Regions from separate parts of the Homo sapiens genome. Here region 1 is linked to region 2. The links are chromatin loops, found by intact Hi-C in ENCODE. Cell type or tissue: CD14-positive monocyte. All regions are shown on one strand.

The links. Hi-C counts contacts between places; a loop is a spot of excess contacts. Peaks named below come from ENCODE experiments on the same cell type or tissue, not always from the same donor. Only the 100,000 strongest peaks of a DNase experiment are listed, where the experiment ranks them.
Region 1: it touches region 2 in a loop (4-fold over the local background); 9 of 110 quality-filtered maps call a loop at or near these places.

What each region holds. Positions count from the first base shown.
Region 1 is chr6:116,385,313-116,390,312 of GRCh38, forward strand. The region is part of intron 1 of DSE (dermatan sulfate epimerase); the gene reads left to right. Among named protein-coding and RNA genes, the nearest start is that of DSE, 17 kb to the left of the region's middle. RefSeq lists silencers at 1,114-1,408, 1,300-1,369 and enhancers at 3,892-3,941, 3,972-4,071. In CD14-positive monocyte, no CTCF peak of the experiment used is centred here; DNase peaks (open chromatin) are centred at 289, 1,359, 1,789 and 2,239; H3K4me3 peaks cover 1,068 bases; H3K27ac peaks cover 4,120 bases.
Region 2 is chr6:116,441,236-116,446,235 of GRCh38, forward strand. DSE (dermatan sulfate epimerase) reads left to right here. Exons shown (of 6, transcript NM_013352.4): 6 at 1-3,626. Among named protein-coding and RNA genes, the nearest start is that of CALHM6, 18 kb to the right of the region's middle. In CD14-positive monocyte, CTCF peaks have their summits at 2,998 and 3,200; a DNase peak (open chromatin) is centred at 3,086; H3K27ac peaks cover 542 bases.

The DNA.
Region 1 (5,000 bases), 56 kb before region 2:
TAGGATTGAACAGGATCACTCTGGCTTCTATGTGGAGAATGATCTTAGGGAGGTAAGAGTGAAGGCAGGTAGACAAATTTGGAGGCTGTCGCAGGCAAGACATGGTATGGCTGTATGGTGGTGGTAAAAGTGGCTGGATTCTGGACGGATTTGGAGTAGAGCCAACAGAATATGCTGATAGTTTGGATATGGAGAGTGAAATAGGGAAGGGAGAAAAGGAGGGGGTGGGGTTGAGTCCAATTACTGGCAGGATTAGTTGCCAGTAACTGAGTTGGGGAAGTCTAAGAAGGCAGTGCCTACGTCTTTGGGTTAACTACATCTATGTATCATTGTTTTACAAACCAAGTCTGTGGTATTCTGAGTTGATTATGATTCACAGGAGGACATTTGAAAAGTATGCTGGGATTTTAATGCCAAAGAACTCAAAGGTTTTCATCTGTGTGATAAAAGTGAGAATCAAAATAAGTACATATAAAAATGTTTGGAAATGTTAAAGACAGCAAAAAAAAAAAAAAAGTAAATTTTATCACTGATGAGTACTTGAAGTCTGGAAAAATGAGGAATGCTTGTATATAAGTAAAGAATGTAAAAGAACTTCATGTGTAGTAATAAAAGCACCACTCCATATATACTCATCCAATATATACAATTTTTATTTCAATCAGATGTACTGCAGTTACAGGTTTAATGCCCATAAATTACTTTCCAATGAACTTCCTTTTAGCCCTTTGCTTACCATCTGTATGTTTCATTTTTGGAATATTCCCAAAGCCTTTTAAAAAATGTGTCAGTCCAGTGTATTCTGCTTTGTCCTTTGCTTCAACAGCAACATTCTTAGTCATTTTTCTGGGTGTAAGTCAGAGAAAAATAGCAAAAGTTGACTAAAGAGAAAGATGTGGTGAAAGTATCACATTTTCTTTTATAATGGGACAAAGTATTATGGCAAGCTACTCATAATTCTAACAGGAACTTAGATGATTTAACTAAAAAGAAGATAAAGGGCATATGGATGGGGAAGCAGTCCCCAAGACCACCATCAGCCTTGGCAATTCACTAGAAGGACTTACAACATTTGTTATCATCTGGTTATGCTTTATTTAACACAGCCAAAGGATACAGATTAAACTTAGCAAAGGGCAAAGGCACATGGGGCAAAGCCCAGGAGAAAACAGGCATAAGCTTCTAGGTGTCCACTCCTACTGAAGTTGTACTCAAAACAACAATGTGTGCCAATACATGCAAAGCGTTGCTAGCCAGGGAAGCTCACCTGAGCCTTGGTGTCCTGGGCTTTTATTGTAGTTAGATGTGACTGACTTCAGCTACTCAGACTCCAGCCTCTCCAGAGCAAAGATAGGAGTTTATCATGAGTCATCTAGTTAACTAAAGTGTTACTGCCATGTAACCCAAGGCCTCGAGTGTATAAAAACCTCTTTATCAGGCAGAATATTCCAAGGGCTCGTCTCTCATGAGCTGGTAAAGGGCCAGTCCTGAAGACTTCTCTTGGGAATGTGTATGGTTTGAGCAATTCAGGTCTGCTAATATAACCCTTTCCCATTTAACATAGTAGATCCTTGAACATTGTATTAGTGCTTCTTAGAGGCATTATTACTATTAGAGAGTAAACTTATAGTATCTTATCCTAGAAGATATGATATAAGGACATACCAAAAATACACATAATGTCAAGAACGGTTTAGCTAAATTCATAAATGAGTGAACCAGATTAGATTGCATAAGTGAGGTTAGTAGTACTTTTTTTGTGGGGCGCTTCCCCTGAAAATCTGTAATCAGTGTCATGACTCACCCATAGGAGTTTGCAGACAAAGGGCTAGAGGAACAGAGAAACTAACCCACAAGTATATGTGATATTTATTGGGTTCAGGAAAAAGGTCAAAAGGAGGAAAGTTACCCTGGAGGTTGATGTTGAATTCTGGAATAGTCTCAGGAATCTGTTGAAAAACTGCAGAGTAATGAAACAGTACTTAGGAAAAAAAAGCATGACTTTGGTGAGAAAATTGGAATGAAAGAAAAAGGATAGGGAAGAAATGAAGATGATTTCCAAATAATTGGTTTGAGAAAATGTAGTGAAGAAGTTAAGAAAGTTCTGATTGGAAGAATTTAGTTTTAGGTGTATAAATGAGCACCTTAGACGGCAGGTTATGAGGAAGGAGGTGGGAGTGAGCAAATGACCACGTGCAGCCATGCAGCCATATTCTTGTGGGAAGTCCCAGGATTGAGACACTGCAGGCAGCTTGCAGGGAGAAAGGAAGTGAGGCATAATGGCTAAAATCTTGACTGTGACTCAGACACACCTGAAGTCAAAAATAAACCTGACCACTCACTGAATAATGCTGGGTAGGTTATTTCACCATTCTAAATCTCACTTTCCTCATCTATTTCCAACAAAATTACCCATAAAATAATTTTGGGGATTAAATATGATAATGAAATACACGTTCTTTGCACAGTAAAAGCAGTAAAAATTTTCTGGGAAAAAAGCATAAGAAGGATTTTCCACAGAGGTATTAAGAGAAGCAGGAGAATACGGTATCCCAGAAACTAATTTCCCAAAGTGTCAGGGAAGAGGAAGAGTGTGGTGTATTATCCTAGGTGGGGAGATTCTGGAGAGTGAGTACTAGGAAAGGGATACTGGGTTTTTCTAATGGGAATTTGAAAAAGGGCTTGGCCTGAGCAGCTTTAATTAGTATATTAGGGTTCTCCAGAGAAACAGAACCAGTAGATCCATGTCTACACCTACATCTGTTTATCTATCTATATCTAGAATTGGCTAGATTATGGGAATTGGCCATTATGGGAATGGGCTTTTGTAATTTGGAGGCTGAGAGGTCCCACAATCTGCCATTTGCACTCTGGAGACCCAGGAAAACAGGTGGAATAGGTCCAGCCTGAATATAAAGGCCTGAGAACTAGGACCACTGTTGGTGTAAATCCCAGGCAAAGGACAGGAGAAGACCAATGTTCCAGCCCAAGCAGTTAGGCCGAGAGAAAATCTTCCCTCTCTTTTTGTTCTGTTTGGGCCCACCCACATTGGGAGGACAGTCTGCTTTACTCAGTTTAGTCTCTTCTGGAAACACCCTCATAGACACATCCAGAAATGATGTTTGACCAAATACTTGTGTACCCTGTGATTCTGTCAAGTTGACACAAAACTATCACAACTGGTAAGAAAAGAAGTCACATATGTAAACATCAAAGGGGGAGAATTGGTGATACAGAATTAAAGATATTTAATTTACAGATTCAAGGAGTTACATTGCCAGTTGAAAGATAATATACATTGGCATTTGTGGAAAGTGGAAAATGTATTTTGATTAAACATCAAAATTTTAAAAAATTATATTTAAGTTTATAAGTAATTTTTTTCATCTGTTGCATTTCATCAGGACTTATATTTCTGCATTTAGGATTTTTTGTGACTGTGTAAGCATGTTTTTATTAGTATGGTGAATCAGTTAGCTTTATCTGTATATAGACTTTGGTTGATGAAGAAGTAGATTGGTAATTGCTTTTTTCCTCAGATCTGTTTGGTTACTTGGAATATTTAGCTGAAAGTTATAAATGTGCAGTTGAGCAGGAAGAAGAAGAAAACTTTTGGCATCAAATATTCTATATTTCTCAAAATATTTGATATTTTTAGTCTCCTGAAGAGACTGCAAGGTTGAGAATAAACAATGCATTGTACATATTTTAAAAATAGCATTCTCTGAGTGATAGTTTTGTGAGCGTTTCCTCCTGGGGTCATGGTGCACTTCCCCTCAGTTGGACTGACCTCGATGTTCTCATTGAGAAGATGATGATGGCTGCTAGTATTTATTGAGCACTTTCTAAATCCTAGGCACCATTTTAATGCTTTAAGTATATCAGCTAATTTAAGCTTCACAGAAACCCTATGAGGGAGGTACTATTATTTGATCCATTTTACAGAGGAGGAAACAGGAACGTAGGTAAGGATGTGATGATGCTAGGATTCAAACCCAGGAAGTGTGGCTCCAGCTTGCACCCTCAAACACTGATAGTGTTTTGAGGTGAATGATAACTAGCTTTTTTTTTTTTAAACACTTACTATGAAGTGAGGGCTTTAAAGGTGCTACCTCATTTAATCTCCCAACCAGTCAGTGAGACAAATAGCATTTTATTTTAAATGAAGAAATAGGTTTAGATAGCTTGTCCAAAGTCATACAGTGACAAACAACTGTGACCCCATGCCAGCCCTCTTAACCATCTCACCAGTCTGCCTTCAGGAATGTATTGCAGGAAGAAAAATTTTACTTTGGTTTTCAGGAGCATTTTGTGGTTTAGTTTAACTGTTATTTGAAACTGTATAGGGTTGAGATTTAGCTGTTGGCTTCATTATTTTTATTCATCCTCTTTTCTATACTTTATTTTTTAGTCAGTAATGCTACAAAAGTGTTTTCATGGTTAAAGCTATTGCTGAGAGAGCCATAGCTTGTCCTTCAGACCATTACAGAAAATCTTTTACTCTTTAGAGAAAGTTTTTAAAAATATATTGCAAATTTTCTTTAGTGGCCAAGTTCAATAGGTTAAATAAATTGTTTTGGACTAAGGGAGACTGACTATTCATCTTTATTTTCAGGCAGAGTAATACAGTACTACAGTTTTTTAAAAAAAAAAACCTCAGAGACATCATTTTCTTATATTTTTGTTTATAGTTATTTAGGGAAGGTATAGATTTTCTTGCCCACTTTGTATTTTCAATGCCTAACATAGTTCCAGGATTTTATTTTATTTTATTATTTTTTTTTTGAGACTGTCACCCAGACTGGAGTGCAGTGGGGTGATCTTGGCTCACTGCAACTTCTGCCACCCAGCTTCAAGCGATCCTCCCACCTCAGCCTCCCAAGTAGCTGGGACCCCAGGTACATGCCACAACACCCAAATAATTTTTGTATTTTTTTGTAGAGACAGGGTTTCACCATGTTGCCCAGGCTGGTCTCCAACTCCTGGGCTCAAGTGCTGCA
Region 2 (5,000 bases):
GAAGAATAAAAATAGACAAAGTTGCATTATGACTTTTCTTCTTGCATATACAGTTTCCCTCTTGGTTTTGGGATTTTTTTAATTGAAGTTTTATTTGGCATAAATTATGAACATACATGATTGAAAAAGTATAGTACTAGAAGCCTTATTTAAAAAACAAAACAATAAATTATCTGTCCCTTCCCCTCTCATTCTTAGTTTGTACTTCCCAGAAGTAACCAATTTCTAATTCTTTTGGCTGTTACATATATTGTGTACTTGTTTACAATAAGGTCTAAAACTGCCTACTAATGAAGCTTTAGCTCTCTTACCCATTCTTTATACTTATTGGAAGATAATAGGTGCTATGGAAGGAAAAGTCAGGGTAAGGAGACTGGGAAGAGGAGGCCATAATTTTAAATGTGGTGATCAGGTTAGGCTTTATTGATGTCTCCACTTCCATTCTCTGTGTCATTTTGAAAATCTATTTGCTGTTAATTTAATGGGGTTTTAGGAAGGAACTGAAGGAAATTTATATATTGAGTGCAGTATGTTTAAATGGAAGTCCCACAGCACTTTTCAGTTGAGTTAACAAATAACGAATGACAATAACATGTTTACAGAGCATCTACTATATGCCAAGTATTGTTTTAGGAACTGAAGATATGGTAGAGAATAGGAATAATAAAAGCTGGCCCTTGTATAGTTTATGTTCTAGTGGGAGCAAATAATAACAGTAATAGTGCAGGATGTCAAGTAGTGGTAAGTACTGTGGAGAATAAAGCAAGGGGAGGGGATGTAAGGTGATGGTGAATTGGTACTGTCCCATAAACAGTGGTTTCTGATGTGATTACTTATGATCAGACACTTGAAAGAAATAAGGGAATGAATCACAGGGACATCTAAGAGAGAGGAGCATTCCAGATAGAACAGCAGTTCGAAGGCCCTGAGCTCAGTATGTGTTTGGTGTATTTAGGACTAGGAGGCCAGTGTGGCTAGAGCAGAGTGGGGGAGGGGAGGGTGATAGGAATAGGATCAGATCATACATGCTCTCACAGACTGCAGCAAAGACTTGGATTATGAGTTGGGGAGTCAGTTGCAATGAACTGAGATGTGGCTGACTGCAGGAGGAATAAGTAGTAGGAAGCGGGTCCAGGAGGTTGTTTTAGCCATGTTAAGTTTAAGATACTTTCTAAAAATCCAAGTGGAGATGTACCAGCCTGGAATCCAGGGGCAGGCTGTGGCTGAAGATGTAATTGTTGGTGCCTTCTTAAAGGTTAAACAGAAATTTACTAGCTGTGTGAGAGGAGAAGTGCATTCTGGGTAAATGGAATAGAATAAAGAAAAAAGTACGAAAAAGCAAACCTGGTTCAGGAATTCTCCAGACTGGTGGTGTTGGCCCACAGGGTGTGTGATGGAGAATGGGTGAAGATGAAACTGAAAAGGCAAGCAGGGAGGCTATTGTGCAGGACTTTGTAGGACATGCTAAGGAATCTGGACTTTATTCTGCCATGAGGCTGCTCAACCATTTTTATGCCTCAGCATAACTGAGGGCTACAACATAACACCCATCACTCAACAAGCATGGCAGCGATTTTCATGGGATAGGAAATGTGTATGGGAGCAAAAGGGACATGGGTGAGGGGTGTTGATGATGCCACATATACCTGTGTGTATGTGAAACTTTGAAAAATCCCTGAGATGGCTCTGATATGCCCCCCATATTCCATATGTTTACTCCCTGGGGTGAGGTGGGGCAGGGAGGGGGTACCCTCTGCTTAGAAATCGCTGCAAGCAATGGCAAGCCATTAAAGAATTTTCTTTTTAAATAATCAGATTTGCATTTTAGAAAGGCAATTTTAGCTTCAGTGTAGAGAGTGGACCCAATGGGGAAGAGGTTAGGAGACCATTTCCATAGTCTGGGTAGAAGACAATTAGCTCCTTGAATAAGTCTGGAGAGGGAATGTTTAACTCCTAGCCCACAGGCAAAATGTGTGGCCAAAGGAATGAATATTTTGTGGAAGTATTGATCAGAAAGATAATGAGTCAAGGATCCCTAATGGTATATATGTCTGAGTCTTATTTAATATAAGAAGAGCATGGTTGCCTGCCATGGCTCTGCTGCCGTCACCCTGGCTATCCCTTAATAAGCCCAGGAAATTGTTCAAATATTTCTGCCATTTGTGTTTTCAGCTTGCCTTGTTCAGGGACTTCACATAGAATGGTATAACTGGAGTACAGGGTGTGTATGTAGTGGCGGGTGATAGAAAATTAGACTGGAAAAGTAGACCAGGCTCCAGGGCAGGAGGGTCTCTTTTCCTCACTCCATTTAATTTAAAAAAGAAATAGTTTCAATTATATAAGCATTGTGATTAATGCAGGCAGTTGGAGTACTTTCTAAATCAGAAAAGTAAAAGTGCTGCTCCTTCTGCATATCTCTAGAAATTTGTTATGGGGAAGTCTTTATCAAAGAATGTCCCTATGATTTCAGTAGAATTTCTTAAGAAAAGAGCTTCTAAAAACATTCAGTCAGCCCAGCACATTCCAAATTAAATAATGAGAAGTGTGTTTAGTATTTATTTAGGAATTCTTTTCTGAACAAAAAAACGTTTTCAATGGTCTAGGCACTTCCTTTTTCTTCCAAAGAAATGGTAATAACAGGACACTAGAAGTACCTTTCTGTGTAAAGCAAACATCTTGTCAGTTTTCCTTACTTTGTACTTTTCAGTCTCTGCTGTTTACCATTTTTGTCCAGGATCAGAGACCTCCAGTAAAATAAAAGGAATTTCTGTTTATTGTCTCCTTGATAATCTTGATTTCTAAACTCCTTTACTCCTCTCTTGAAGGTATTTGTTTTACTGACAAAAGAATGGATCCAGGTCATTTAGTAGAGTTCTGAAGAGAATTCTTAGAGCACTCTATATATTCAAACCTCCGTATTTTTTGATACAAAAAGGACTGATGAAAGGGAGACGTGATTCTTTTGAAAGATTAATTCACAGAATTTTTTATCACAGTTGAAATATCAATTGCAATAACAACTGAAAACTGATTGCTATTACTGAACACTGCCCTTAGGTGGCTCACTCTTAGAAGACACAAAGTCACTGGACTACAATCCTTTAGGGCAGGGATTGTGTCTCTTGCTCGTTGTATATACATGGTTCTTACACAGTGCCTGGCATTCAAAAAATGCATTCAGAAAAATTTGGTATTCAAAAAATGCTTGATGAATTGACTGACTGCCTGAATGAATAAATAAATTGGTGGATTAATGACTGAATGGAGTACAGAAGACTGTGGTCCCAGAAGACCTTAACATTGAGCTTGCTGCAGACTGAATGTTTGCCTCCTCTCAAAATTAATATGTTGAAACCTAATCCTTAATGTGATAGTATTAGGATGTGGGGCCTTTGGAAAGTGATTAGGTTATGAAGGTGGAGCCCTCGTGAATGGGAGTAGTATCCTTATAAAAGATACCCCAGAGAGGTCCCTTGTCCCTTCCAACATGTGAGGCTACAGTGAAAAGATGGCCATCTGTAAACCAGGAAGTGAGTCCTCACCAGATACCACATCTGTTGTGCTTTGATCTTGGATTTCCCTGTCCCCAGAACTGTGGTAAATAAATTTCTGTTGTTTGTAAGCCACCTAGTCTATGGTGTTTTTGTTATAGCAGCCTGAATGAGATAAGATAGAACATAGTTCTTATAATGAGCTAACATCACTAACCTCTCAGTTAGCTGTGAACTGTGGCCCTGAGAGATGCTCCAGCTAGATCCTAGAGCTGTTTCAACACTGTCACCTCTGAGCTATGTGGAGGCCTAAAATTCAATCTCCAGGACAGGGTACATGTGAAAGACAGATGTTAACAAGGTAAGCAAGCAGCTGCTTATATGATTGCTAAACACAGGGTGGTCCCAAGTGGGATCGAGAGCCCAGATTCCAAAGCACAACTTAAAATAACACACCATTTGTGTGAGATGTTGTAAACCACCAGTAATCAGCAGACTGTTGCTAAACTTCAGCCATTGCCCATAAGAATGCCTTGTGAGTTCATGACACTGTGCAATCGAGAAAGCATAGCCATGCCAGCAAAGCAGACTTCCTAGAGAACATAGGACAATGTGGTGTGGGTGTCAAGGGTGTGGGCAAGCAGTGTGGTTGGGAGGGTTGGTTATTCAGCTGGCTTTTCTGCGACACCTGCACACGTGGAGAGTCAACCATGGCACCTGTTGCCTAGTGCATGTTTTAAGAGTCTTATGGATGATGAGAGGACCTTCGTGAATTCACTACTGAAGATAGGTCATTTTTAATTAAAAAAATTATTTGGATGTCAGAGGAAGAAGTAGGGAATGAAAGAATATAATTCTGTAAAAGAAGTTTTGTTTCTTAAATGGTATGCAATGAGCCCACATGCAGGCTTATTTTATAAAATGTGCTAAAATTCATAAAAACATTGCCTAGTCCAAGTTTACGCCATTATTATGCTAAAGCTTACTAGATAGCAATGATAATAGCAGTCTTACTGAAGCCTAGCAAAGTTTGAAGAAATTTGTACGCATCTGCATACTGTAAGGAAAATAATAGCTACAGCCCCATCTTATAAATTAGGAAGCTAGGTTCAGAGAGGCTAAGAACTGTGACCAGAGACATACAGCCAACAGTAATTATGGATTAGAGCATAAAACTCAAAATAAAACAATGTCTAAACTTGAATTTTAATTATTTAGAGTGCTCAAAATGCTACATTATAATCATTAAAAATACTGAGTTATAAGCATAGTTACATCAAAACTATTAAACTTTCACCATAATTGTTTGCCTTTAATCTCATGAAACTTAAGTGAACAAGCAAAAAAATTGTCAAAGTAGATTATCTTTGTTAAAGATAGACTACTGGGCCAGGTGATGTACCTCACACCTGTAATCCCATACTTTGTGGGGCTGAGGTGGCGGATAGCTTAAGCCCAGGAATTCAAGACCAGCCTGGGCAACATGGTGAAACCCTGTCTCTTCTAAAA